7 separate regions of the Homo sapiens genome follow, and all the other regions are linked to region 1. The links are chromatin loops, found by intact Hi-C in ENCODE. Cell type or tissue: dorsolateral prefrontal cortex. All regions are shown on one strand. Region 1 holds the start of FTCDNL1 (formiminotransferase cyclodeaminase N-terminal like). Region 2 has its middle 4.0 kb from the start of SATB2-AS1. Region 3 overlaps TYW5 (tRNA-yW synthesizing protein 5). Region 4 overlaps TYW5 (tRNA-yW synthesizing protein 5). Region 5 has its middle 110 kb from the start of FTCDNL1. Region 6 holds the start of LINC01877 (long intergenic non-protein coding RNA 1877). Region 7 has its middle 52 kb from the start of FTCDNL1.

Region 1 (4,000 bases):
TTCCTAGAAAAATTCTAAAGCATAAAATCTCCAGATTGACTAAAATAAGAAACCATGTGTACATGGTCACATACATATAAACCTTGTAACGACACTGGAAAATACCTGGCAGGGTCCTCAGCGTGAATTTCATCATGTAAGTGAAAGTTTTTCATTAAAGTATGTTATCCCATTTTAAGCATAGTTTTCCTTAGCCTTATCCCTGTTTTCAAGGTCTGTACTATTTTACAAACAGGTATGTTTTTTTTGTTGTTAAACTAGACTTAGTGGGGAAATGCAGAAAAAGAAAATGAGGAAGATTATTTAATATGTGGATTCTTATAAAAGAAATTCTTGCAGCAAAAATGAAAGTGTCTACAGGCCATGCCATGGACATTATACAAATAAATAAGGAAGCCATTTGGATGGTTTACATGACAATTGTCTAAGTTCCTCCTTGTTCCACCAAAGTTTCTAAATCAGTTTAAAGTCTTTTTACAAAATTCTGTAACTTGAAAGATGATACATATTCTGATACATATTATTCAATAATATCAAAAATGTGATTTTTGTTGAAAATTAATTATACAGGTTTTGGAGGTTGCTTTGATACTTTTTAGTACTCTAGAATAGCATTTTTGACACATCTTTCCATACTTCAAATGATATTCATGATCTAAAGGAATTAAAACATCTTAAAATAATAAGAAAATAATTTCCCTCTTCAAGTTCAGGACCTCATAACTTTGGTCTCTTTTAAATACCATAACTAAAAATAGATGAGGCCCTCATGAATTCATTCAACAAATATTTAATGAGGGTCTTTTTCTGACAGGTAATGTTCCCTGTGTGAGGGATACCAACCACTGTTCCCTGTGTGAGGGATACCAACCACAGTGGTCTAACTCTGAGACACGCGTTAAACTTTAGAGTTTAAGCTAAAAGTGCTCTGGTGCAAATAATGGTGCTCTCCCTCAATAAATCCACTGGCTTGTTCGCCAGGATCATTCGTTGGCCTAATCATCTTAACCTAGAGAGAGCTCAGGCTTCGTAGCTAGCTCAGGTTTGCAGGCAGGTTTTCATATCATGTCCATCATCTCATCACTGAAAATTCATAAAAATTCTGTCATTAGGTTTTTCTAGATATTAATAACATTGTTGTAATAAAGCAACCCAGACCTCTCGTTTCTATGTAAACAAAAAATTGCTTTACACAAGGGGTGTGGGCGTCTTCTGGTTTTCATTTGTTTTCAGTGTGTTTATGCAGCTTAATTGTCTCATCAGGCACTTTCCCAACATAATTATGCTTTTTAACAAATGGTGTTTATGGCAACCCCTAACAGTGCAAAAGAAAGGATTAGTTTCATCCTCTCATTCCACATTTTGATTCCCTGTGGACAGCTAAATCACACAAAGATGGTGTTAGAAAAATTCACCTTCACAGCGAAGCTGAAATGAGCGGCAGTACCAGGCTCAGAAAGTGACCCAAACGCAAGCCCCCCAAAACACTCTGTGTTTGGGACAGGGAGATCCTAGTCCTCCCAGCTCATCCTTCAATTACCATTGGATGACCTCTGGTGATAGATTAAACACTCGGCCGTCCCCCGCCCCCGCGCCTCCCCACCCGCGGAGAACCTAGCCTAGCAAGTGCAAAGTGCAGCAGTTCACCTGCCCCCTGCGCACGCACCCCACCGGCACTTGGAGGCCGCAAGGACGCTCGCCAGGCTGCCGCAACGCGTGCTGGGGCCAGAACCCCGCTGCTGGGATTCCCTGCGCGGTGCCGACTAGGTTCCTGGGTGGAGTGTCCCAGGACCACGTGGGCTGAAAGGGAACCCGAAGTGACTCCCGGCCTCCCCACAGGTCTCGCGGGACGCAGCAGCGGCGAGGGCGCGGGGTTGTGGCGCCTGGGAGCGAGGGGCAGCCGGCGGCTGCGCTGCCCCGGCCGAGCTCTCGAACCAGCGGCCGCGCCTGCCGCTCTGCGGTTTGGGAGGGGAGCGGACCTGCGAGCGCCGAAGGGCGGTGGGGCAGGGCGACCGCCCAGCCCAAGTCGCCGCCGCGCGTGGCCCGCGCGCAGCCTCCGCCGCCGCGCGTGGCCCGCGCGCAGCGTCTGCCGCCGGCTCCGCCTCCCGGACGCCCGGAGCGCGCCCCACCCCAGCCGCACACCGACCGGGCTGGCTCTGCCTCTCCCTCCCTGACCCGGCACCACGTGCCTGGCGTCCTTGAACGCTTCAGATTTTTATCAGTGTTGCCTTTTCGTTTGCTCTTCCGTATCGCCAGACCCTCCACAATTCTCTAGTCAATTAATGACTTTAAAGGGGCATTGGCATCTAATGATCAGGTCTTTGCCTATTGATCATGCACCAGCAGGGGGCTCTTCTCTCGTTTCCTTGGAAGGGACACACGCACTCACACACACCCTTCTGGTAAATCCCCTCCTGGAGGATTAGTGCCCCCCGTGACTGTGAACTGGACCCACCCCGGGACAAAAGCAGTCCTTGCGCATACCCATTTAGTCAAAGTTACAACGAATATGAATCAGGCTTCCGCATTTCCTTTTTTTCTAGGCCACTCAACCTTGAAAACACATTTCGCTTCCAAAAAATCAGGACCTGCTTTTTTTTTTTTCGTGTAGCAAGGATTAAATGTCACCATTTTGATCCAATTTTGTTCCTGTAGTGAAATAATCACTAAATAACTACTTTGACGGAATAAATTAATTTTTAAATCTATTTTTTATTTTCTAATTATAATTTTTAAACACAGATTTGAGGAAATTAACATTTATGTGGACATTTGGTTTCTAGCCTAATGTGGCATAAAAATAAGTAACATAATGAGTGTTAAAAAAAATCAGGTTCATGATGCTTCTCACATCATCATCATTGTACTTAGATGTCACAACAGTATTATGTGCGATTATGTCAGATCCAGCCTTCTCCATCTCGGAGTGTTGGCAGGTAGGAGGGTTGTTGGCAAGAGGAGGGGTGTTAACCTCAGGATCCTGGATCCATTCCAAGGCTGGTAATTACATTCTGCCAGCCAAAATTCATCCCATAATTTTAATTGGATAAATCCTTTCTGGCCTAAGCTACTGCTATGCCTGTCAAACTGTTGCCACATTTCACCCCAGAGGTGTCTGTGTTTTAGTTGCAAGAATCAGTCCCTTTGAGGTTGGCTTATCTGTTTAAATCCTCAAAATGCACTGGGATCCTATGGAATTAAATATATATTTAGGTATTTTTTTCTACTAAATCTGCATAGAAGTGCATAAAGTAGATACATACCCATGTTATTACCTAAAGACCAATACCTATCTAATGTCAGCATTCACTAGATAATTTTGAGAGCTTTTTAATCAGACCAATATTCCTAACTTTCTTCATCTTCTCTTTTGAGAGCTTTTTTGGCCTCTAGCTTTAGCTTCCGTTTTCCAAAAAAAGTAATGTGGTGTCCAAATGTTCCTTCCATGGTAGGGCAAAGAACCAGAATCCCCTGTATTTCACCTTTCCAAACAATCGGATAATGATACTACTTGCCAAATGAGACAGCGTAATAACATTACATCTAATCTTATAATATTTCTCCAGAGAAAACAGTGTGACACCTGGGGGCTTCATGGTTCTAGCTGTAGAAACTGCCAGAAGGAAAGCTTTTCCCCCCACAGCTCCTAATCCTCTCTTTCTCCCGAGAGACTGTTCCTTACGGAGCTACAGGCTATGGGGGCATTAAGTAAGATAACATTTCTGAAAGCATCCCTTTCTCCACTCTACTCACTTCAAACCCAAATGGAGAGAAAGCAGGGCCCCAGTGTTCTTTGTGGGGGGCAGCATCCGGCCCCTGCCTGAGGAGGGTAAGCATGTATTTTTGGAAAATACAAGGAGACACATACCAACCTGTCCCATGAGAAGTTTAGCGATACGATTGAAAGTATTATTTTGTTCTCTTCAAGAATGGAAAGTTACCATCGGTTACTTTAGGTGTACCGCATGTACTCCTGCCCATTTCACTACATAAAAGAGCT
Region 2 (4,000 bases), 390 kb before region 1:
GTTCGGTCACCCAGGCAGAGAGACCCTGCCTTTTAAAGAGCCCTGGAAAGTTGCGCCGCGTTTTCCCTCAACCCTGGAACACGCAGGGAAAACTATGGGAATCGCCCGCGTCAAAAGCTTTCGACGGCTTCTAGGAACCCAAGCGGGCCTGCCTCTTCCCCTGGAGCTTGCCCTCCTGGGGGCGGGAGGAGGGCGGGAGGGAATCATTTCTTTCAAATGAAGCCCACGCCAGCTCTGAAGCCAATTTCCGCCGCGGACTGTCCGTGGAGAGTTGGCGACCAACACTTTCTCGGACGGCATAACCGCGAGGGGCTTAGACTGGAAATCAGATGCGCCAAGAGGACAAGAGCCAGGGGCCAGAATACCCCAGTGGGGGACGCGCCTTGGAGGACGGTTCGCCCAGGGTGGGCTTCAGCCCTTTCCCAGAGTGCTCCGGGCGTCTGGGGACTGACCGGAGCGCAGGGCGGGGGACACTTACTTCGTTATCCGCACGCCTTCCTCGTTGGCATCAGAGCCGGACAAATCCCAACCCGCGCCAGGCAAAGATAAATGACTCCTGGCTCCCCCGGCAGCTCAGGGGGTCTGGGCGGGGGCGGAGAGGGAAGGAAGCCGTCGGCCGCCGGAGGTAGAGACTGTGGAGGTCCTCCTCCCGGCCCCAAGCGAATGAGCCCCTGCGGCCCGAGCAGAGAGATACGCCTCAGAGGGACGACTGATGGGGAAGGATGGTGGGCAACGAGTCTGCGCTAGGCGGTGAGCCTAGCACCCCAGAGGCCCGAGGGTCTGGGGCTAGTGGGGCCGACCGTTCAGGAGCCGGGTGGGCGGGAAGGGAATTGCCAAGGTCGGCCCAGGAGCTGCCTCAGGCGAGGACGGGGAGCTTTCTGCACTGGGCTTCCCGGGGTAGGAGATGGGCGTCGGGTGTGGGCACTGCCTGCCCTGGGGGAAGAAAGCGAGGAGATAGGTTTCAGAGCTGGGGGAGTCGTTGGTGGGAGATCTGGTGTCCCTTCGGCGGCCGCGGGCCGGGGGACCGGGGAAGACGGAGGGTCCTGCGGCCTGGAGCACCACCCTACCACACCAGGCAACGCCCCCCGGGGCGCCCTTCATTCTTTTGCAGAGCCCAGAACTTAATAGGTGGGTCCCCTTCTGCAACCACGCTGCGAGAGAATGACTGCCCTGCTAATCTAGTTTACTTGTAGAAATCGACTGTAAACCGGGACAACAAGGCAAGGGTGGGGGAAGAAAAGGAAGCGCCGAAGGAGCCGCCGCTGCGTCCCCGCCCCCAGCTCGGAGCTGCCGGGGTTGGGGCCCCGGGTGGCGCTCCCGACCCGCCGCGTTTTCCTTAGGGAAACACCGAGTGAGGCAGAGGATCTCAGGCCCAAGGTGGCTGCGAAGAGCCCCGAGGCCTCGGCTTGGCGTCAATGTCCCGCCACCCTCGAGCCCGGGTCACTGCCCGGGTCCCGGCCCGGAGCCCCAGCGTCCTCTCCCGACAGCGCCACCGCGTGGGCTGAGGCCGAAACCTTCGGCGCCGGCTCTGCCGGTCGCGTCCCGGAGCCAACCCTTCCGCGTCGCCTGCAGTCCACGGGTTAAGGATGTGGCGGGGGATGGGCAGGTCCCTGGCCCAGGGTACCACCGGGCCACTCAACACAAAAACGCCCTGGCGCGTGCAAAATACGAACGCCCACAGTTTGTCCCAACCCCTTGAAATGAAAAGTACACCTGGAAAGCCCAAGATAGCACCCGGTCCGCACCCCAAATTTCAGGCAGGCCAGCAGGCGTCCAGAAATCCGCTCCCACCCCTCGTAGGGGCAGGCAAGCTCAGGCAGCCGGGTGCAAGGGGGCCCAAACCGCAGTTGCCTCCCGAACGCTTTGAGGCTATGGGCCCACGCCGGTCTTGAACCAAGCGGAGAGGGCGAAAAAGCCCGCTGCGGGACCCACGGTCCCAGACACCTACTGGAGCCAGGGACGAGGGGGGCAGTGTATCCGGCGGCCCAAACTCGTAAGGAGTGGGGGCCAACTTAGAGGGCTTCCCGAGCTGGCGCCTCGCCTGTTTTCTCGGTATCACGAATCCCCTCGGACACCGTTTCAGTCCGTCAAGACCTTGGCCTCCGGGAAAGGCCCAAGTGACTGTGACGGCGGCGACTCGGGCTCAGTTCTCCCCCACCCCGTGGTGCCTTCCCTCCCCGCCCTACAGCCAAGCCCAGAGGAACAGGGCATCGCCTCGCGCGGTCCCGGAGCCACATCCGGACTTGGGAACCCCGTGTCGGGCTTAGAGGACTTCACTGGGCGGGTTGGGGTTTATTTTCAATAAATTCAGCTGTTCACATACACCCCCACCACCATTTCCACGCGCGCGCGCGCACACACACACACACACACACAGAGGGACTTGTCAACTATTGAGACAGCGACCCAGAAAGGTGTAAATTCACCTGGTGCCCACCCAATTGCAAAGCTCCCAGACCCACACAAAACACTAGCGAGCCCTGGAGGTCTGAGACGCCCCGCGCCCGACTCACGGCGCGAACACCAGCGCTCCGGCCGGGTCGCAGGGGCCGGTGCCCAGCGGGCCGGGGTCTGGCGAGCCAGGCAGCGGGCCGGCTGAGCTCCTGCGCCCCGCGGTCGCGTGGCCTACTCGCCTACTCCCTTATTATTGGCTGGGACCTGTTCCTTTCCAAAGTGTGATGCCCGGTGTCCTACCCTAGGCCACGCGGAGCTCTCTCCCGGCGTGTCGGGCCCTGCGCCCCTGCCCAGTGGCTCACCTCGGCTCGCTGCGCCCGCCTTCGCCCCAAGTGCCCAGGACGGAGCGAGGGGCTGTGGGTCGGCGCAGGGACGCTGGCTGCTCACCTCCAGGAGCCGACAGAAGGTGCCTTCGGCGTCACGCGTCCAACCCTGGGGCTGATTTAAATAACTAATAAGCTCAGAGAAATTTTACGAGGGGAACTTTTCCTTTTAGTATCAATAAAGCCTAGTAATTGGGTTTGTTGGTTACCTAAGCTCGAGTTCGACTTTCTCAGTCTCTCTCTCTCTCTCTCTTTCTCATTCAGAGGCAACGTTTTCAAAAACCGGCAATTGCGTGTGCGTTTGGGGTGTGCAAGTGTGAGTGTAGATGTGTGAAAGTTATTTGTTTCAGCAGTCCTTGTCTCGAGAGCAATCATCATTGTAGCTTTGAGTGAAGAGTTTTCAAAGGTGAACTGTTGTTATTTCTGTCAACAGAAAACTGTTGACAACCATTCAAGTCTCACAATACAAGTATAATATAAGGGAGGGTGGAATATCTAAAGACTGTCCCGTTGGATATGACAGAAAGACATCTGCAGTGTTTCCCTAATAGTTTGCATTTTAATTAACTTTCATTACATTCTGACTTCCACTCAATATCCGTTGTTTTCAGTAAAGACTTCTATATGATAAAACGTTGTAATTTTTGTTCTGGTTTTCCAATCTTCTTGAAAACCAGTTCTTAATTGTAAGGAATTTTTCCACCTGGGAACCATGCCGTAATTTAAAAATATAAAAGACCTTTCATGAACAATAACTGCAAATAACCCATTTGTTAGTGTCTGCGGAGTTGCTGGCACCTATACAAAGTCTCTGAAATATAAAGGCAATCTAAGAATGTTTCTCTCCAACCATAGTGATATATACTTTTTTCGTTTTTGTTGTGTGGAAGTTAAAAACACTTTTAAAGTTACTTTTTAGAAAAGTGTTGTGCTAAAATTTACCTGAACTTAAATTCCTTATCAATGTTAGCCTAACGAAATGAAGAGTATTTCTGAATCAGATTATTGTTAGAGTCATATGCTAAATAGTAAAGGAAAAGAAATGGGAATTAAAGTTTGCAAACCAAGACCAGGGAAAAGTCGGCTCCAGAAGTTACCAGGAACCCACCCAAACCTGTGCACTCATATCTCCTGTATTTACATATTATAGACAACTTTTCCTTTCCACTTTTAGCTAGAAAAGTGGTGGGCTCCCCTTAGTTCGTCTCGTTTTATGCTGTAAG
Region 3 (4,000 bases), 82 kb after region 1:
CTTCTAAGATCTCTTTCAATAAAAAAGTTCTAAGATTCAGAATTCCTGAGAAGTTGCAGCTAACATACACTGTATAAGATTTTATACATTAAAAACAAACATCTCATTTGGTCTTAACCCAGTAGGAAGAAAAGATTAAAATATTTTGTATTTGAAATAAACAGACCCTAATATTAATTATGACCAGGGAAATAATTTTAAAACATCCCAAAGGAAAGTTCTCTAACTTTTAAAATATTATAAATTAATACTGCAACAGGAGCTACCTCAAATCTCTCAACAAAGATGGAATATAATTAAATAGAAGAACTAGCACCAGTTATCAACTATGTGCCTGCCCTTGAACTCTCTGCATTTTTGTAGTTCTGTTTTAAAGATGAGGAAAATAAGCTTCATAGATAAATGTTATTTTGTCTAAGGTCATCCAGTTTGCTTCTCCATTAAACAATCAATTAAGATGACTATTCAGTGCACAAACTGTAATCTGTTTTATTAATACTTCCAAGTTTTCTACATGACTCTGGATTTATACTTTGTATCAATTCTCTTGCTGGTTAAGAAAAAAAACAAGATTTATTAAAAACTGACCATAAATAATGTGTAAACTAAGGAGAGTTTTGTCTTTTTCCTTACTGAAGGACAAGGAATCAGTAAAGAAGTTCTTTGCTTTGCTTAATGAAGATCAAAACCTGGTAATTAAATTTGGCTAATATAATCATTCCTTTTCTGACAAGACTTTTTTCACCTTTATTCACCTGAGTAACTTACCTGTTTCCAAAGACACCTAGGAAATTCAGAATGTTATATATGCTTTTCCTTATTTACTATAATTTATAGGACATGAGTGGATGGATTCTCTTCAATAGAGAAAATGATTTTCTCTAATTAAAATGCACCAAATTGATGTACTAAGAGATTGCTTTAGATGAACACATTTATGTTCAGTGAAGATTATGTGGTCTTCAATGACACTGCAATATAATTACTAGGTACAAAACAAAAGCAGAGATCCACACACAATGGCTCACTGTCTTCGATGACAACACTTTTAGGATCTCATTTATTCATTCTTTAAGTAATTTTTCTTTTAAAAAAGGGATAGGTGGAAAAAATAGTTGGGAAATCTTTAACTAGGCTAAGGTTTAGACATAGGTATAAATTATTTATTTTGTAACATTCAAAAACCAAAAACCACCCTGACATACTGGGTGGCAAGAAAAGTCAAGATCAGATTAAACATTTGTTTTGCACTAATCACAAAACTAATAATCCAAGTCACTATCATCAACTCCAGTTGATCTCAGCTCTGATTATGCATCAGAACACCCTGTGAGGTCTATTAAGTTCCTATACCAAATCCCAAACACTCTTGAATCAGTCTACAAAGTTGGGACCTAGGTATCTGTACATTTTTTAAAGTTCCTCAAAAAATTCTGCTTCTAGGCAAATGTAATAGATATTGTGCGTTGCTCATGTTTTTCCTATCAGAACCATGATTTTAAAAAAACTATCCTTTCTGTCCCCATATATCCCTCATGTGGCCTCCACTTCTACTCTCAGCTCCAGTGGACCTGACTGCCCTAAAGGTTATTCTAGACCCTTTGCCAGTGACTGGCTCAGGGATGGACAGGTCTAAGTTACTTTAGAGCAATGAGACCTAAGGATATGGAAAGTGAATTCTGGGAAAGCTTTCTCATACTAGGACAGGGCCCCTAGAATCCAGCCTGACTCTTCCGCTGCATGTAAATGAAGATGCACAAGGCTCCAACTGCTACTGGCAATCATCCCATGACCACGAGGGTAGCCAGCCTTAGGATGATGCCAATGTTGTGGTTGAAAAGGGGGTGGGGTGTGGAGGCGGGTTCCCAAGGTTCTTGATGACATTACTGAATCATTGGATCAGAAACACTGCAGCACATTCTGTCAATAGATTTCATGTATTGTGAATCAATATATTTTCTTACTGTTTTTAAGTCATTTTAAGTTGGACTTTTAGTGGTCAGCATCTGAATGTTAAAGAGTGGTCCCAGCACAGCATTCTTTAATTATAACAATCTGTATCAAGTAGAATCCACACAAACACCCCTTCGTACTTACATAATCTGTAAATCTGATGTATCTTTCCTATTTTAACAAAATCTTTAATTTATATCGTTATACCTTACTAAAGTGTTAATGTGCATTGCATTCACTTCATTATTTACTCAGAGTTCTTGCTGTAGGCTTTGTCTTGAATGTGTAGGACCATTCGTCGTGCATAGAAGTCCCTATATTCCTCTGGTAACTCGGCCAGTGTTTTCAAGGCTCTGTCCAGAATTTGTGCAGCTCTTGATGCTGCTGTAGGATCTTTGTTTCCATAGGTATCTGTTTTATCATAGCATTCAGATGGAAGGTGCTTCCAAAAGATATTCACTCCCACTCCAAACTCTTCAGAAATTACATTATGGAACCATAAAGCTGGAGAAAGTTTAAAAAACAAGTTAAAAATAAAACCTACAGTTAAAAAAAAACCCAAAATGTCAGTGAAATATCACGAATTGCATATAGCCAATGTAAGAAATAATTCTTGTAACCAGATCCCTTCGTTAGCACACTCCAGGCTTTTAACAGAATCATTTTAACTTTTATGAATTGCCAACAAATTTAAAGTGTCAATAGCACAACCCTTACTTTTAAAACCTTTAGAAATAGCAATTTTTCCTTTAAACTTGAAAGACATAATAAAGATATATTTGTTTTGCAGTTCTCTAATCTAGGGCTGTGTTTTGTGTTACTTGTTTATACTTCCTGAGTCATACAACCACATCAAAGTGTTTATTTTTTGGTACACAGAACATTTCAATTACTTGAGGAGTATCTTTGACCTTTTCTGATTCATTATAATACTTTTGTCCCTAAAGACTTCCTGTTCAAGCTGCGATTTGGTTTTCTAACTTGCTTAAATTCGTATTCATTATAGCCTCCTCGTTTTATATTTTGAATGCAATTATAATCATCTTATATTTCTTTCAGCTCCTTTATAAATAGTATACAAAACTACAGCAAATATTTTGGTGGTGGAAATGATGAGTAAACTTTATTATATACCTAATTAATTTTTTTCCTTTTATTGGGAAATTTACTTTATTTTCAATTGAATCTAAACATTTTCAGAATATAGGTGCTAGAGGAATACTAAAGCAATACCACAATATAACAAAGATGGAACACTAATCACAGGAAAAACCCTTTTAATCCTGTGAAAGGGAGATTTAAATTTTAGAAACTTATTCTAAGAGTGTTTAAGGAAAAACAAAAGCTTAACATTTTGATTTGGAAAACTAATTTTCAAACATGGTTTTAATCTTAACTACACTTTCTTTCAGAATCTTTTTTTTCCCTTATTCAATATAATAGGAAGAAAATGCTAACCATTCAGCTGAATTTAAACCCAAAGACAGGAATTTTGCTTTTGTTTAAAAATATATGCAAATGTTCAGTATTTTTTTTTTTCTTAAAACAATTGTATGAAGAATAAGGGAAAACTACATAGATCTTAATCATGCTCCCAAGATACAAAAACCAAAAGTGTAAATTTAAAAGATGGCAATAGATTTGAAGACTAATACGTTCGTTGCTTTCAATGAAAATAAGAATAAAAAGTCAACTTTTTATAAATTATCAATTATATGAAAGCCATTATATCATATCTGGCCCTTTTGGGGAAGACAAAGATGAACAAAACATAGTTGTCTTCAAGGAATTTATAATCTAGTCCCAAAAGAAGTCATCAAATATGGATCTTTATTAATATTTACTTATTTTTATCAGTGAAAAGTATTAATGATTCTTAATAGATTAATTTAAATATGGAACTACAACTATAAATAGAATTTGTTAATATATCCCTTTAATTTTAATTATGATTTTTATAATCTTCAAGAGTTCACTTTTAAGTATTAATTACAGATGTTAATTACCTTGCTGTGTTGAACTTTATGGACTTTCAAACTAATGCCTA
Region 4 (4,000 bases), 89 kb after region 1:
ACATTTTTGCTGCCCTACAAATACAGCAGATATTTGACATTCTCAAGGCATATATATCCTAAGATCTTCAGATATCCCCAAATTCTTACAATTGGTAATGACTCAACAAGCTTCAGCCTTTTTCCTGAATAACATAACTTTGCATGACCCAGAGAGTTATGGATCTCTGGGTAGCCAGAGTCATGTGTATCATTTATACCTCCTTATACTAAAGGCTTATCACTTTTTCCAATACAATTTCCCCCATTATCTGGTGGCCATTTTTCACATGGAAAAAAAAATCACTTCACAAAACTTGGTATATATATGATGATGAATCAAGAATAGGACCACAGGGAAATACAAATGTGAGGAACCAACTAGGCTTTGCCATTAGCAAAATAATTCATTCCTGTATCACTGCTATGCACAGCACCTATTTTCAAAAGTCATGTTTCAGCAAATTACACAGATGTTTAGGGTAACCTATAGGAAGTTGAAACTGTGACTGTTAAATCTATAATGCTAAAGATCTATTGTAGCTTTAAATTTCTCATTTATGTAGCATACATCATAATGAGTCCATAGTTGTAATCCTGGTGAACTAATTCGAAAAACACTGGAAAAGAACTGTTCCTCTTTGAAGAATTCTGGAAACTTAATATCTCCTTTCAACAAAGGAAACTGCTTTCTGATATCTGCAACATCCTGCATTTACAGAAACATAAAAAGAAAAAATTAGATTAGACCCTATGATATTAAGGAAGACTGGGGCAAAACTTTGTTCACTGCTTTAAAATACTATGATGTGACCATGTGCCAATACATGATCTCTCTCTCTCTATCTTTCTCTCTCTCTCTCCCCCAAGTAGCTGAGATTATAGGCACCTCCCACCACGCCCAGCTAATTTTTGTATTTTTAGTGGAGACGGGATTCCCCATGTTGGCCAGGCTGGTCTTGAACTCCTGACCTCAGGTGATCCACCCACCTCAGCCTCCCAAAGTGCTGGGATTACAGGCATGGGGCCACCTTGCCTGGCCGATACATGATCTTTCAAATGAAGAAATACCAGGCTGTGTAACAAGACTGCAGATTTTATAGTATCACTACTGTTAAGCTCAATATGCTTCATTAATAGAAAGGTTCTTTCTACTTTAAGCAAATTACACAAATGTCATCCACTCTAATATTCAGGAGTCAACACCTTGAACTAACATTACTAGCTATCACCTACATAAAACCTGTGAATTCTACTGAGGGAGGGGACTAAAAGAGAGGGTAAACAACTAAATGGTGACATAAATGGAAAAAATAATCTTATTTGATCATTTTAGGGACTACTCTTTAATATCACAGCCATACTAATTTGACTCTGAATACATGTCAAAACTTATACAATGAACTATTCAGGATTCTAATAATTATTTCAAATTAATATTTTGTTAACTGAGTTGCCACCTATAAAATATACAGTAGAAGAGATTTCTTATTGTATAGGGATTAGATGACTATAAACACTAAGATTCTACAGGCCTACCTGAATACAAAGTAATCACTTTTTAATCATCTTACTTCTTATTCAGGGGCACAAATCACTGAGAGAAGAATGGAAAAGGATAGAACAGGGAATATGTCAGGCAGTAAGTATAAAATTACAGTGTTGCCAGTTAACATACATACATCCATTTAGATTTTAGGGAATTGTTTTACATTTAGAATTCTTACCTTTCTAGGGTCTTCTCCAAGTGACCGTAAGTAGTATTTCTCATCCTTAAACACCCCAGAGAAAAATAACATCAGCAATATTTTACTTTTTCAAATGTAAAAATACTAGGATTTGTATAGCTATCATGTATTCATAATAATTAAAAGTAAAAAAAAGAATTATGTACTGAGAACTACGGAAAAAAATAAAACACCTTCACTTCAAAAATATTAGGAAGTAAAGTTAGGAAACAAGTCTTAAAATCTGACCCAGTTAAGTAGTTTTCTAAAAAGTTCAATTATCGCTGGGCGTGGTGGGTCACAACTGTAATCCTAGTACTCTGGGAGGCCAGGGCAGGAAGACTGCTTAAGTCCAAGAGCTCAAGACCAGCCTGGGCAACAGAGTGAGACACCATCTACAAAAAATTAGCTGGGCATGGTGGTACGTGCCTGTAGTCCCAGCTACTTGGGAGGCTGAGGCTGCAGTGAGCTATGATTGTGACACTACACTCCAGCTTGGGTGACAGAGCAAGACCTTTTCAAAAAAGAAAAAAAAAAAAAAAGTTCAGTTCTCTTACCCTTTCTACTAATGCTCTCTGGTGGCCATATGAAGAAATGTCTTTAATATGTTGCTCATGATAGTGACTGGATCCATAAAACAATAAGTAAAATAAATTCTAAAGGCAACATATACATACCATCTCTAAAGCTACAATGATTTAGTCTTTATGTTCCAAATTATTTAGACTCTTATTTTAATAGTGTCTTAATACTTAGTAAATATAAATGTACAGTAACAGATAAATACCTTATGCTTTTAATAATATATTTTTTTAAACTTGAGAACACTGCATTTTATCAAGCTAAGCCTATCCCTGTCTATAAATTCTCAAGCCAAATGCTTAAGATTCAGCTCATGTATGAATTAGAAAAATATAATTTCATTGTAGTAAACGTAAACTGATCATTTAAAAAAATTATTTAAATTTTTTAAATTAATTAATTGTTTTGAGACAGGGACTCATTCTGTCACCCAGGCTGGAGTGCAGTGATGCGATCACGCCCACTGCAGCCTCAACCTCCTGGTCTCAGGCAATCCTCCTGCCTCAGCCTCCCGAGTAGCTGGGACATTCAGCTAATTATTTTTACTATTTGTAGAGAAGGAGACTCGCTATGTTGTCCAAGTTGGTCTCGAACTCCTGGACTCAAGTGATCCTCCGGTGTTGGCCTCCCAGAGTGCTGGGATTATAAGCATGAGCCACTGTGCGAGGCCAAAAATTATTATTTATCCTTCACCAAGTAACTAGAGAACTGTTTGAATTATAAAACATTCACTGTTAGAGAAGTGAGATATACCAAGTCAAGCACTTGGGCAATCCAAACTCAGAATTCTGCCTCTTTCACCCAACACTGAGAATTATAACATAAACTTCAAAAGATAATAATATTTATCTTAAGACATAAATTGATGATTGAGGTTTTAATTGAACTCTCAGTGCTTTTCTATTTTTAGCTAGCACCACATCACATAGATTCTATAAATTACTGGCTAATAAGTTTCAAAATGTTCTTCGAAAGTCTAAGGGTTTTCTACTAGTTCTAACATTTCAAGATTTAAAAAATAAAATTAATGCACCAGACACAGAAGTGCACTGCTCAGAAATTCCTTCAAGAAAGAACTCACTGCTTCATTGTAAGGAGTGTGATTAGCTTAGAGCTACCAGCTGTTAACTTCTTCAGGTCCACCTCAGGATTGGAATCTAGGTCATGCTCTTCTTGGGGTAGTCACAACCAGTGACTTAAGCTGGTAAAAGACCTAGACATTGCCACCCAATGCAGGACTTTTCTCATAGGCAGTCTGCTCAGGAGTTCCAGGATGAGTTGGCAGAGACTGTCAGATCTGTATCTACATGTCTTCCCCTATCCAATCCTGCTTCCTCCCCTTTCCTTTCACAGTTATTTCTCCTATTTAACAAGACTTTTGCACTCCTTGTTTTTCTTTTCTTTTTTTTTTTTTGAGACGGAGTCTTGCTCTGTAGCCCAGGCTGGAGTGCAGTGGTGCAGTCTCGGCTCACTGCAAGCTCCGCCTCCCGGGTTCACGCCATTCTCCTGCCTCAGCCTCCCAAGTAGCTGGGACTACAGGCGTATGCCACCATGCCTGGCTAATTTTTTTGTATTTTTAGTAGAGGCGGGGTTTCACCGTGTTAGCCAGGATGGTCTCAATCTCCTGACCTCCTGATCCGCCCGCCTCCGCCTCCCAATGTGCTGGGATTACAGGCGTGAGCTACCGCGCCCGGCCAGCCTTTTGCACTCCTA
Region 5 (4,000 bases), 110 kb before region 1:
AAATTCCACAATTAGGAGCGTTTCAGTTAGAAGATATTTGTATGATACTTGAACCTGAGACATAAGGTTCCCTGTTTCTTCCTGTCTGTTGGGGAAGCTGCCTCAATGACCACAGCTGCCTCACGGCACAGGCTCACGGAGCCTCTCCATTAACTGCTTCACTGGGTTCTCACAGGTTGGGGGAGTTGATAAGAAACGGGATTCTCAGTCATTTCCCTCACCTGCAATTCCATAGATGTCTGCTCATTATTCAAAAACATATTTTGAATCATTTTAAGAGCCTAAAAGTTTCTCGATACCATACACTGAAAGAAAGATTTGGGTTTCTCTCCCCCATCCCAGCCTTCTCTAGTTCATGGCTCATTCAGAAGCTCTTGACGTGGTCTCTCTATTGTTTTTCTACAGCATGAGATAAAAACTACTGTTTTAGTTGTTTGATTTTTACTGTGTGATTAGTCTAGGCATGATAGACAGGAAAGCACGTAAAGCATTATTTTATTTGAAAGCCAGAAGCACATCATGTTTATTAATAAAGAGCCTGGTTTACATAGATTTTATTATTATTGAGCATAAAATGGTTTATATTACAAGCAAGGGTGAAATTACTAACTAATTAGCCTGTGAAGATCACGTTTAATGGAATATATAAATCTAGGGCATTGCTTTTTTTTTCCCCCTTGCAAACCTTAAGGGTCTTTTTCATTAAACATGTACATATGCAGTCTTCATGCTGAAACAGAGGATTGTGATACACAATTCAAGGTCAAATGATTCACTTTGTGTTTCCCAAAGTCCAAAATCTCAGTGCTTTAAATTCCTTAACTCTTAAGAAAGCTCGTTTCAATACACAGCTGCTTTGGTGTGAATGCTGAATTCAACTATCAATGATGGTAAAGAGAAAAGCAAATAATGATGGAGTGAAGCAAAGGTGAAGACTGTAAGGGCTAAATTTCCTCCTCTCTCTCTGTATCCCTCTCTCAGTACTATAGCTTAAGACCCACTTAACTCTTCCAAAGGAACTTTGTTTCTATTAACTCAGAGGATTGCACAACCTTTGTAAACACACCATTCTCATGTATTTCAGTTAAATTTCGTAATAGCACCATAAAATGTGACAGGCGTTGCAATAAATTCTCAGTCACAGGAAGCCCAAATTGTATGGGGAAATTACTAGAAACCATGTCTCAGAAGGAAGGAAGAAATGCAAAATTCTTCAAGAACCTGGAAAAATAATGTTAAATGTTTCCTTAAAGTGTATGTCTCTCATTGAAATAAAATGAAGACTGTGTTTTAAGTAAGATTTCAAAGTTTGAAGCAGTGTGGCTATTTTAATCACCCGACTTCACTCACATTCTTGAATGCTGGTTCCTGCCTCAAGGCCACTGGAGAGGAGATAGCCCTTCCTCTTTCCCTACCCTCTACCACTTCGGAATCGGGGTGCTCTTATCAACAGGGGGCTAAAACTGCAAGGATGCACACAAATGTGTGCTGCGAATTTTTTATTTTCAGAAGGAGCTTTACGGGTAAAACTTAGAGTATATTGGGCTTATCATCTATTCATTGGTTAAAAGTTGACTTGCAACATAGTGTGATTCTAGTTTTTACATTCAAAATCCAAGTCACCACACTGTGGACAACACACTTCTGTTTTGGGAAGCTAGAGTATGCTTATGTGAAAGAACAGAGGCCTCCATACAGGAGTTTGGCTAATTGGGAGAAAGTTGTTTCATTCCTCCCTTGCTTATTCGAACAGCCTCAGGGTGACTACAACAATCAAAACCAAACCAAAACAAAAAACCCAGTTTAGCAGCTATGATAATACTAGAGTGATTTTCAGTTACTCTGTGACCATCCCAACACCCCGAAATGCTTAAAACATTATTCACAATGAAAATAACGCTGCATGCTGCCATAAAGTCCCCGTCATTCCGTTTTATGGAAGTGCTTTTGTTTAATGTCAGAACTCAGAGCAAATCTAGACTTACCAGTCCATAAGATTTGCATTCAGGAGACGTTGTGTGTAGAAGAACTTCAGTATGGGCTCTGGAGGGCCTAGGATCCTGGGACACGGTGGGGTTTGCGAACTCTGGGAGCCGGGCCTGCCAGGCTCACGTCATTTAAAGATGAACACTGCCCCCTGCTGGCGAGAGTACGCATTGCCGCCAGAAGAACTTCGAGGGTGGAAAACAACCACTGTTTAAAGGGGAAATTAATTTCAATTACCGCACCTTTTTTCACTTCTTAGCTGTCAGTTCAGAAGAATTATAACTGCAAAGAATCACTATTGCATGGAAAAACAACTCGGTTCATTTTATGACTGTTAGTCATCTTTATGAGCTACCATCACTGGCAAAGAGCCACCTAAATGAAAGGACAAGAGAAACAAAGGCAGCCACGGTGGTGCCGGAAACTTTTGAGATGGAGCAGGGCCTGGAGAAGAGAAAACTCTGCAGGTGTTAATAGTTCAGAGTCTGACGTAGCCAGTTGCACCACCAAAAGGTAGAGTGGGAACTCAAGCCAAGCTGTAGTTCTGAGAGCTCTCCAGAGCCTCTGAATCGCCTTATTTTCTGCCCCATTCCCTCTTGCCCCCTAATCTGAGCATCATGGGAGCTGCCCGGAGGAGTGGAGCACAGGGCTGGAGCCCCATTCTAAGGACGTGTTAGAACACCATAAGGACATTCCATAGGTGCCCTCCCTTCCCCAGCTTCGTGGGGTGAGCTGTGATCAAGGTGATCTCCAAGAGCAAGGCTGCAGGGGAGAAAGGCCCATCCAATGGATTCATTAGAAACAAAGAGTTGCCTGCTCTGGCAACCTCAAAGGCAATTGTCATTGAATCTCCTGTAGCCTCTTTGAGTTAGGAAAACTCGGAGGGAGGTTGTTGAGGGGAGTCTGGAAACGCAACTCACATTCACACGAAAGGGAGGTGGCAGTCCTGGGGAGAGCTAACAGGTAGCAACTCTCGATTTGAAAATTTGGATTACACAAATTGAGCACATGCCCCTTTTCATGCTGTTAGAAGACAGGGCTAGGATCTACTTTCATGAAATGGTTCGGCAAATGTTATAGAGGGTCCACTGTGTGCCAGCTTCCTGCAGTGTCTCACAAGTCTTCATTCAGGCAGTCCTTCACAGATCACAAAGAACGGTCATGCCACTCTATCAACACAACTCCCTGAGGCAGGAATTATGACCTCCCCTCTATATGTTAAAAAATTTGCAATTAGAAAGATTAAATAACTTGCTTATGTTCGTGCAGTTAATAAGTAGAAGACAGCCTGTGTTCATCCTGCCTTGGGTATTTTAGAGTTGGCATTAGCAGGAGGATCGCTTGAGGCCAGGAGTTCGACGCTGCCGTGAGCTATGATCGCTCCACTGCACGCTAGCCCGGGCGATAGAGTGAGACCCTGTCTCTCAAATAAAACAAAACAAAAGAAAAAACAAAACTCAAAGTCTCCATATCAACCTATGAAAATACAAATGCAAAACTGGGTAACCAAAGAAGTCTATTAAATATGTACCTAATTAATTGATGAACTCCTTGTAGGAAGTAGCACTGGCCCACAAAGCACCACCATGCTTTTTAAATAAGAACTAATTCAACATTTTATTTTTTAATTAGCAGTCCCTTTCGATTAGGTGACATATTTATATTACTCATTTCAGAATAATTATTATACTTACGGAACAAATAATATATTCCTTCAAAAACACCTCCCCCTCATTAACATTCTCTAGCTCATCTCCACTTTGCTTCCAGAATTGTCTTTGTAATCCTAAATAAAATATTTTCAAATGTTACTTCCCTCCTCAAAATTCTTTATTGTCCTCTGGAACTAGATGTTAACAAGCGCACTATAAGAAGTATTTCAAAACCAAATCAAAGGTTTTAAGAAAGCTTCATTTTATATCTTCCTCTTGACATATTAATGCTCTGAAAATCCTACAGTAAAAAAAAAATTAACTTTTTTGTACTAAACATTTCTCAAATATATTGGACCACA
Region 6 (4,000 bases), 240 kb before region 1:
AACTTGGTGTAATTAGAGACCTCCTCTGACTCCCCTCAAACTCCTCACTCTCACCCATCCCCACCCACCCCTCCTCACCCTCTAGACGCCAAGTGCATTGCCTGCCTCAGTGCAACTGACAAATACATGCATTGAACCAAAATTCCTGCAAACTCAGCTGACAAGAAGACTGTGAAAATATAAATCTCTATTTTACATATTTTTATTGGTAGTAATAATAGAAACAATGTTTATATTTTTAAAAAATCCAAACCCATGGGATAAAAGTAACAAGTCTACAGCTACCCAATGAAACACACACACACACACTTGAAACTTCTGTGTTCTAAAAATGTAACAGATTCAAATCAGACTTATGACACCAAGTTCCATGGAACAAACTAGTCCCCACAGTAAAATTAGAAAACCTGAACAAGAAAATCAACATTAAAGACATAATCATAAATGTTTACTTTAGGAAGGACAATGAAGTAATCATACAAATAAGAGATTTTAAAAATGGAAAAGTCCTTAATGGAAGTTTCATTTACTTTATTTAAATCCAAGTGAATTTCATTTTAATTCATTTCAATTATTTATTAGTTTATTACATTATGGGAAACTGAGGCACAGGGAATTCAGCAACTTGCTGGAAGCCCATAGCTGGCTGGTTAATTAATGGCAGGTCAAAGATTAGAATTTAATTGTACATCTGTGAATTCTGCCTTTGCTGCCTTTCTCCAGCAGCACTGATTAGAATAGTAATCATTTATGACAATTTTATAGGATGGAAATCGAGGCAAATACAGGTAAAAATCACTAAGCAAATTGATAGCAGAAGGAGTGAGAGGAGTCTGAAGGGCTAAACTGTTCCACAAAAAACAATATTTCTTATTTTTAGAAGTGATTTTCTTAAACCATTTAAATTCTCAGAACATTATGGGTAGACCGAAAATATGCAGATAAACATATTAAAATATTTTAAAACTATTTCCTCCTTTACTTACTTTCCAAGACCTGCACTCAGATCTGTGCTTCCCTTGAAAGAATTCCAGAGCTTTCTCTTCCAGTCTGTAGGACTAGGCCTCCAACAGGGCCCTGGGATTACAAATTGAAGACTCAACAGAGAGCATAAGAATCCAGGATCTGAAGGCGCTCAGTGGAACACCTTGACGCTCAACTTAAAGTCTTCGAGATTTGGCCTCAGAAAGAAAAAGAAGCAAGTCCAGATGCCTTCAGGACCATACTTTCTCCAAAAACACGCTAAGTTTATTAATTTTCAGGGCTGTTAATTTGACACTTGCTTTCTTAGAGTTTACCTAAAAATAGAGTGTGGGGGGAGGGGCAGGAAGAGGGGCAGGAAGACAAAACCGAAAACTAAAATGTTAAGGATTTTGACTCGGATGGCAAAAATCATGTCATTTATAACATTTCAGTCAACGGTCTTACTGCATGCCACATCTTCATAGAAATCCTATTATCAAAGCCACCAGACACTATATTTGCTTCCTAATTATAGACCCTGAGCTAACAGTTGCTTTTTCTTCCCTATAATAACAACAACACTTTGTATTTATCTAGCGCCTTTCTTCCAACAAGCTCAAAATGCTTTGCAGACATTAACTCATGAATCCCGGCTTCTGGTGAATGGGATCGGTGGTGCCTTTTAGTCTCTATGTTTTGTAGTTGGAGAAAACAAGCAACTGAGCAAGCAGCCAAAGACACAGAGAGGAACATGTTGAGGAGTTCAGCTCTAGGGCCTTGGAGTTGATAACAAAATGCTTCCTCTGTGTTTGCTTCTACTTAGCCTCCTCTGGACTTAAACAAAGGAGAATTCTTGGGTCTGATGAAGGTTCCATTTTGGACATTTTTCTCTCTACCTTTGCTTCCTCATCAGGATTTGCAAACATCTTTGCACAGTTGTTTAACTACTAATTCTAATCCTGAGCTTAGCCATAAGGATTTTAATCACATCCATGATCCTTTCCCCACAAGCACCCCCTTGTGGGTGCTTAGGGCGCCAAAACAATGAAACAAAAGACAGGCCTTCACCAAGGAGGTTAGGGGTTGCCTTTTAGACAAATTTAGTTGGTGGCTTGGGATTTTTATACCTTACACTGTTATTGAAAGTTTCCAAATGGATTTTCTCGGTGGTCTCCTTTAAAATTAAACTAAAAATAAAATATAGGACTGTAAAATCTTGGCGTTAGAAAAATCTTGGAGGCCGTCTAGAATTCCTTCTCCGATACTGCTGACATACCATCATTCAGCTGTTGCCTGAACATTTCCAGTTCTCAAGAAATTCAAACAATAGCCCATGTATTTGTTTAATAACTCTCATTGATAGAAATGTCTTCATTATATAAAACTGAAGTCATCTGCCTTTCTAATGCCATTTCATTCATGCTAGTTCTGCCCTCAGAAGAACTCAGCTAATATCAAACACTTCCACAGTCACTTTGCAAAAATTTAAGGAAACTAATATTCCCTTTAAGTTTTCTCTTCTCTAAGGTAAATACTCTCAGTTTTTAATGGTTCTTCACATGAATATTTTCCAGAACCTCCCTCCTCCTACATGCCATTCTCTGATTGAGCTTCAGCTGTCAGTGTCCCTGAAACCTAGTTTTGTTCTGGCCAGCACAAATGATTGTGGAACCATATTCTCCATTATCTCGTCCTTTGTTTAGAAATGTAACTTAGGGTTTCATAAAATTTTGCTAGCCAGAACACACTTCTGGCCACTATTCAGTTGTAATACAACAAAACCCCTGGGTATTTTTCATCCTAACTGAGTGTAAGGTAGGTGCTATGGTTTGATTATTTCCAACCAAAACTCATGTTGAAACTTAATCCCCGATGTGGCAATATTGAGAGGTGGGACCTTTAAGTGATTGGATCATGAGGGCTCTGTGCTCATGAATGGATTAATCCATTCATGGGTTGATGGATTAATGGGTTAATGGATTAATGGTTTATCATGGAAGTAGGGTTGCTGGCTTTCTAAGAAAGGAAGAGACCTGAGCAAGCATCTTAGCACACTCGGCCCCCTTGCCATGTGATACACCTCAGGACTCTGTACAGAGCCCCCGCTAGCAAGAAGGTTTTCACCAGATGGGCCCCCTCAACCTTGGATTTCCCAGCCTCCAGAACTGTAAGAAATACATTTTGTTTCTTATAAATTACTCAGTTTCAGCTGTTCCATTACAAGCAATTAAAAAGACTAAGACAGCAGGCCTCCTTCATTTTATTCTTGCACAGTTAAGTTTTGAATCATTGGTCCCCATTAAAATAGTTTCATTAGTTTCAGATATAGCATATTGAAATCTTTCTAAATTTGTATTTTCTATTAATTTTATTTTGCCATGATACCCTCTGCATATTTGAATCCTGAATAATTTGAAAAGCCTTTTTCCGTGTTTTCAGTTGTTCACTAATTTACAAAAGATCCACTATGTATCTGGTGTTTTTCTAGGAAAGAGGAATACAAAAATGAATAAGATCTTTGTCTTCAAAGCATTCGCCATCTAGAGAGACACAGAGATGAGGAGCCCAAGAGATGAAACTGGAGAGGTAGGTGGGATCAGCTGGTTTGACTGCCGTTACTTACCCCATTAAGGAGATTAAACTAGGGGACTTTCAAGCAAGGGGAATAACCTGATCAGCTGTTTATGTTAGCAGAACATCTCCAGCAGCAGCTGGGATGATGAAGCATCTTCTCTTGGCAAAGAAGAACACCAAAATCAGAGAGGCCAGTTAGGAGGCTACTGCAATATTTCAGGTAAGAGTTAATAAGGACTGAAGTACAGCAAGGACAATAGGAGTGAAGAGGAGACAGAATTCAGAATTTTTCAGAGGTGGAATAAGTAAGACTATATGACCAATTAAATATAAAGAGCGAATAAGTATGAGCTGAGAGGAGTGAAAAAAAACAAACAAAAATTATATAAAGAGTAAGGAAGAGAACAGGGTACTCTGGGGATTTCATCTTCGATAAATGGTGTTAGTCATAGAGGGTAGAAAA
Region 7 (4,000 bases), 52 kb before region 1:
CTCAAGGAACTGACCACTAGATAACCCAGAAAAAAAGTAAAACATAAAAGAATCCCCTTTTATATGATCAAATAGTAGAAACACCACCATAATTACAGCAATAGAGCATTATTGACATGTAGTATGGATGCTTATAAGCGATAGCAATCATTTCTAATGAGAAATACAGTATAATATTGAATAGTTATAAAGATACACTTTCAATTTCATTTTCAATCTATGTTCATTAGCAACAGTGGAGGCTAAATCTTATTTAAGTAGAAATGAATTTCAATATGCAGAATGAATGAATCCATTTATGCAGCAGGTGAAATTCCACGAGATAAACATATATTTATTCTAAGTAAGCAGAAAGCTACATATTACACTGTCTGGGTAGAAATACCTGAAATTTCATGCGTTTGAGTGTCTTAATTCTTTTTTTATTTACAACAAAGTCACACACCCAAAATGCTATTTTAAAATCAAAGAAATCTGTTCTGAATCTCATTTTACTATTTAATAGAGCAGCTGAAAAATGACTTAAAGATGTGGCCATATGGTGTGAAAATCCAGAATCAAGGAAAGAATGAGATACTGTAAACATGTAAAAAGCAATAAAAGGAGGCAACTCTAAGCTCAGTTAATGAAAAGCTGATGATGGAGACTGTCTTTTATTGATTACATTTGAGGACACTGACTCACTGGTGTTTTCCAAAACATAAATTCTGCATTTCAAGTGTTTGAGAGATTCAGCTAAGTCTCTTTCCCTCAGCCTGGAATTGTTTGCACAGAAAGACTCCATAGAATAAATTACTGAACCTTCCAGCACAGCTCAATTAACTGAATGAAGCCGGGAGAGAAAAGCTCCAATCTGGTAGCCACAGAACAGAACCTGGCATCGTTTTTGCTTAAAGAGTTTACAAGTAGATCATGGGGCATTTAAAAGACAGCCTGAATTTAAGAGTAAAGACAACAGGAAGAGGCATGAGGAGCTCCAACTCACACTTTTTCCCACTGGCGTTTCTGCAGGAAGTAAGTCAGGTGTTTGCATTCTCGAGTCATTTGATGTCTGTCTTTATGAGGAATTGTGATGTCTCTACCCTCTTTCCCCAGCCTCACACATAAGTTGAGCCAGACTTTCTGTTCCCTAGAAGTTCAGAACAGCTTTTTCCTTTAACTGTCCCTTATAAATGTAACTCAACTTGATGCAACAGAACCTGAAGTCACTTGATAAATGATTAAACCAACTATACCTAGAGAGTTATCTAGTTCTGACTCAACACCAGGGCTTGGAATTCAGCTATTGGTACATTAATTTATTTAGCAAAGGTTTTCTGAGACCAGGTATTGGAATTACCAAGTGGAATAAAACAGCCCTGTTCTCAAAGATCTCAGTCTAGTGAGAAAAACACCCTGGCAAACAAAAGTTATAATAAATGAGTTAAATACCCCAGCCAAAGTGCATAAAGTTTTCAGAAGGAGCTTCCAAATTGGGAAAGTGCTACAGGTTCTGTGGAGGTACAGTTCACCTACGTCCTCAGAGCAATTTTAGATTTCACTTCATGGGACACATGAGGATGAGCTCAAGGCATCTGAGACATTTCCCTCACTTCCTTGAAAGAGTAGCATGACCCTTCTTCTCATCCATCCCTTCCTCTTCATTCCACCACGTGAGCGGCACAGAGAGATCAGAAGGGCCCTGAGGTTGACTTTCAGAACAAGAAAGTTAGACTCTCTCTCCCCTTGGTTCTCCCAAACCACTTGGTGACAAGACAACAATGAGCAGGAATCATGCTAACAATCTTATGGATTGCTTACACGTCAACTACTGACTGTTGCCCTCAACCATACATGATCCCACAGCCAAATAAGTCAATAGCTGTGGAAGTCGGGAAAACCACAATGTAAATGCTGAAAGCCCCACATTGTACCAATGGCGTTTTCTTACAAATAGATGACATCCTCATCAGTAGCAAGTGTTGAAAACACAAGGAATGCCTGAAGAATGGGAGGGGGGTGAGTCTGTGAGGAAATCTTGTGGAAAGAAGAGAGATATTTGTAACAGCTGAAAGGAAATCCTGACACACCAGCCTCCAAAATCACTAGGCCGCCTTTCAGCCCAGGGTTCCCTCCTGCCTGGGGAATTTGGCCCCTTTCCAATGGCAGTGCCCTCATGTGCTACGCTGAAAATAAAACAAAGGATGCCATTCATCATATTTTTCAACAACTGGTTTCTTTTCTTAGTTTGAAAGAAAAACTTGGCAATCGTAAAGCTGAGTTTTTTATTTTTATATATTTTCTTCTTCGTGTCAAAATAAACTGGAAAAGAAAAAAAATAGCCCAATGGTAAGAAAAGGAAAATACACAAAATCCTTCAGAGCTTAGTTGGCCACACACTGCCACTCGACTGACACCAAACCGTGGAATGCATCTCTCTCAAGTTCTCCCAGCCCAAAGAGCCGGCTGCCTTCTGCTTCTGTAGATGTGGCTACTTAGAGAAATTCAAATAGGCTCCCAGTGTTAACTATGCTGCATATTTACTTTAATCAAAGTGACATTTCCCAGATGGTGTCATCCAGAAAACCTCATCCGAAGTGAAGAGTACAAGAGAATTTAGCAGCTCATTCCAGGGAAAATTGAACACAGGTGCTCTCCCATTTTAAGATGACTCAGTTTACAAAAATATAAAACTATGTAACAGATACCCTTTTGGCATGAATATCCCAGCCCCATAGATATCTGGTACCTGAAATTGGTACCAGGCAATCCATATGAAGGTGTGAATGTATAAATGATAACATCTCTACATTATCAGCTGCACAACCCTAATACTCTTGGGTGTTAATTCTGAGCCTGAATGTTTTGCCATTCCCAGACCCTTCCTTTGCTGAGCAGAAGGAAAGGTGAGAAAGAAAGTGCTTGAGGCAAGAAGCTGCTCTAAGGTGCCTCTGAAAATTAGTAGATCTAAATGCATTATTCACTGAATACCCAGAGTTTCCATGCTGTAGGTAAAACAGACAGCTTCCTCCATGGAGGTTACAGGATAATCACTTTTAATCACAGTATAATAAAACACTGTGATTATATAATAATCACAGTATAATCACTTTAGTAATTAGTTAATTGTGATGTGAGCTAGGAAAGAAAGGACAGGCATAACGGAGCATGTAACCTACCCTGGTGATCTTAGGAGACTTTTCTGAGGAAATGACATTGTCACTCTAGGAACTGGAGAGCAAAGGGTAAAAGAATAGACTTCAGAAAGGACAAACCTATACAGAAACCTGGTCCTGAAACTTACAAGATATATGACCTCAAGGAAGTTACTTAACTTCTCTGAGCCTCCGTTTCTGTACCTGTAGAGTGGGAATAATATTGCTCTCAGAGGGCTGTTGTGAGAATTAAATAAAGTAATAGATGTGCCAAATGCTTGGCATGTACTCAGCACACGGCCAGGTCCAGGTCCTGTGAAGCTGGAAGCTTACACCATTTTGAGTACCATCATTAAAAAATAACCCAAAAATAGGTTTGTAAGTGAATTTAGAATGAGAAAATAAATTACAACAAACTATACATTTTTTAACTACAATTATTGTGAATTCCAGAAAAATAACATATACTTATTATCTGTATAGTGCTATACATGTTTTCCACATTTTTATGGCTACTCTTTTGTCACCTATGCAAATGATAGTAATCTGTCATTTTATATGAACAGAATATAAAATAACTCATTCCTTTATTTAGAATGGTTGACAGAAATGTGTTTTTAATCATTAATGTTTGGGATACAACTTTCCCAACAGGCAAATTCCCATGGGACATACTTGTTCTTGATAGCTATATCACAGATTTGTTCCTCTAGAAACAGAAATTCTGATCAATTCTGTTTCCTATGATTATCACAAAAAATGAAATAATCTGGTGTCCTTATAATTGTATATACTACATCAACATATACATAAGTGCAGCTACAGCTTCTGTATTGGATGGACATTATTAAAAACCACATCCTTTG

The links. Peaks named below come from ENCODE experiments on the same cell type or tissue, not always from the same donor. Only the 100,000 strongest peaks of a DNase experiment are listed, where the experiment ranks them.
Region 2: it touches region 1 in a loop (4-fold over the local background); 8 of 110 quality-filtered maps call a loop at or near these places.
Region 3: it touches region 1 in a loop (10-fold over the local background); 20 of 110 quality-filtered maps call a loop at or near these places.
Region 4: a loop joins it to region 1, with 4 times the contacts of the local background. A loop is called at or near these places in 21 of 110 quality-filtered maps.
Region 5: a loop joins it to region 1, with 3 times the contacts of the local background. A loop is called at or near these places in 15 of 110 quality-filtered maps.
Region 6: it touches region 1 in a loop (3-fold over the local background); 7 of 110 quality-filtered maps call a loop at or near these places.
Region 7: it touches region 1 in a loop (4-fold over the local background); 8 of 110 quality-filtered maps call a loop at or near these places.

The regions. Positions count from the first base shown.
Region 1 is chr2:199,849,093-199,853,092 of GRCh38, forward strand. FTCDNL1 (formiminotransferase cyclodeaminase N-terminal like) reads right to left here and starts at 2,100. Exons shown (of 5, transcript NM_001363886.2): 1 at 1,648-2,100. RefSeq lists a silencer at 1,881-2,160 and an enhancer at 1,992-2,566. In dorsolateral prefrontal cortex, CTCF peaks have their summits at 2,338 (motif pointing right) and 2,546; DNase peaks (open chromatin) are centred at 1,719 and 2,159; H3K4me3 peaks cover 1,967 bases; H3K27ac peaks cover 3,475 bases.
Region 2 is chr2:199,462,080-199,466,079 of GRCh38, forward strand. It overlaps a transcript of SATB2 not described here. Among named protein-coding and RNA genes, the nearest start is that of SATB2-AS1, 4.0 kb to the right of the region's middle. RefSeq lists an enhancer at 236-1,001. In dorsolateral prefrontal cortex, CTCF peaks have their summits at 1,528 (motif pointing left) and 1,727; DNase peaks (open chromatin) are centred at 69, 1,062, 1,502, 2,137 and 1 weaker place; H3K4me3 peaks cover 3,246 bases; H3K27ac peaks cover 4,000 bases; H3K27me3 peaks cover 4,000 bases.
Region 3 is chr2:199,930,867-199,934,866 of GRCh38, forward strand. It overlaps TYW5 (tRNA-yW synthesizing protein 5), which reads right to left. Exons shown (of 8, transcript NM_001039693.3): 8 at 1-2,457. The coding sequence ends at 2,201. Among named protein-coding and RNA genes, the nearest start is that of C2orf69, 22 kb to the left of the region's middle. In dorsolateral prefrontal cortex, no CTCF peak of the experiment used is centred here; a DNase peak (open chromatin) is centred at 1,805; H3K4me3 peaks cover 1,404 bases; H3K27ac peaks cover 4,000 bases.
Region 4 is chr2:199,938,384-199,942,383 of GRCh38, forward strand. It overlaps TYW5 (tRNA-yW synthesizing protein 5), which reads right to left. Exons shown (of 8, transcript NM_001039693.3): 4 at 1,706-1,750; 5 at 550-687. Among named protein-coding and RNA genes, the nearest start is that of TYW5, 15 kb to the right of the region's middle. In dorsolateral prefrontal cortex, a CTCF peak has its summit at 2,284 (motif pointing left); no DNase peak of the experiment used is centred here.
Region 5 is chr2:199,737,866-199,741,865 of GRCh38, forward strand. It overlaps a transcript of FTCDNL1 not described here. Among named protein-coding and RNA genes, the nearest start is that of FTCDNL1, 110 kb to the right of the region's middle. In dorsolateral prefrontal cortex, CTCF peaks have their summits at 2,154 (motif pointing left) and 2,365; a DNase peak (open chromatin) is centred at 2,116; H3K4me3 peaks cover 973 bases.
Region 6 is chr2:199,604,579-199,608,578 of GRCh38, forward strand. It overlaps LINC01877 (long intergenic non-protein coding RNA 1877), which reads left to right and starts at 3,490. Exons shown (of 7, transcript NR_110270.1): 1 at 3,490-3,549. In dorsolateral prefrontal cortex, a CTCF peak has its summit at 1,955 (motif pointing left); no DNase peak of the experiment used is centred here; H3K4me3 peaks cover 1,211 bases; H3K27ac peaks cover 1,141 bases.
Region 7 is chr2:199,796,976-199,800,975 of GRCh38, forward strand. It overlaps a transcript of FTCDNL1 not described here. Among named protein-coding and RNA genes, the nearest start is that of FTCDNL1, 52 kb to the right of the region's middle. In dorsolateral prefrontal cortex, a CTCF peak has its summit at 2,063; DNase peaks (open chromatin) are centred at 2,116 and 2,426; H3K4me3 peaks cover 782 bases; H3K27ac peaks cover 2,494 bases.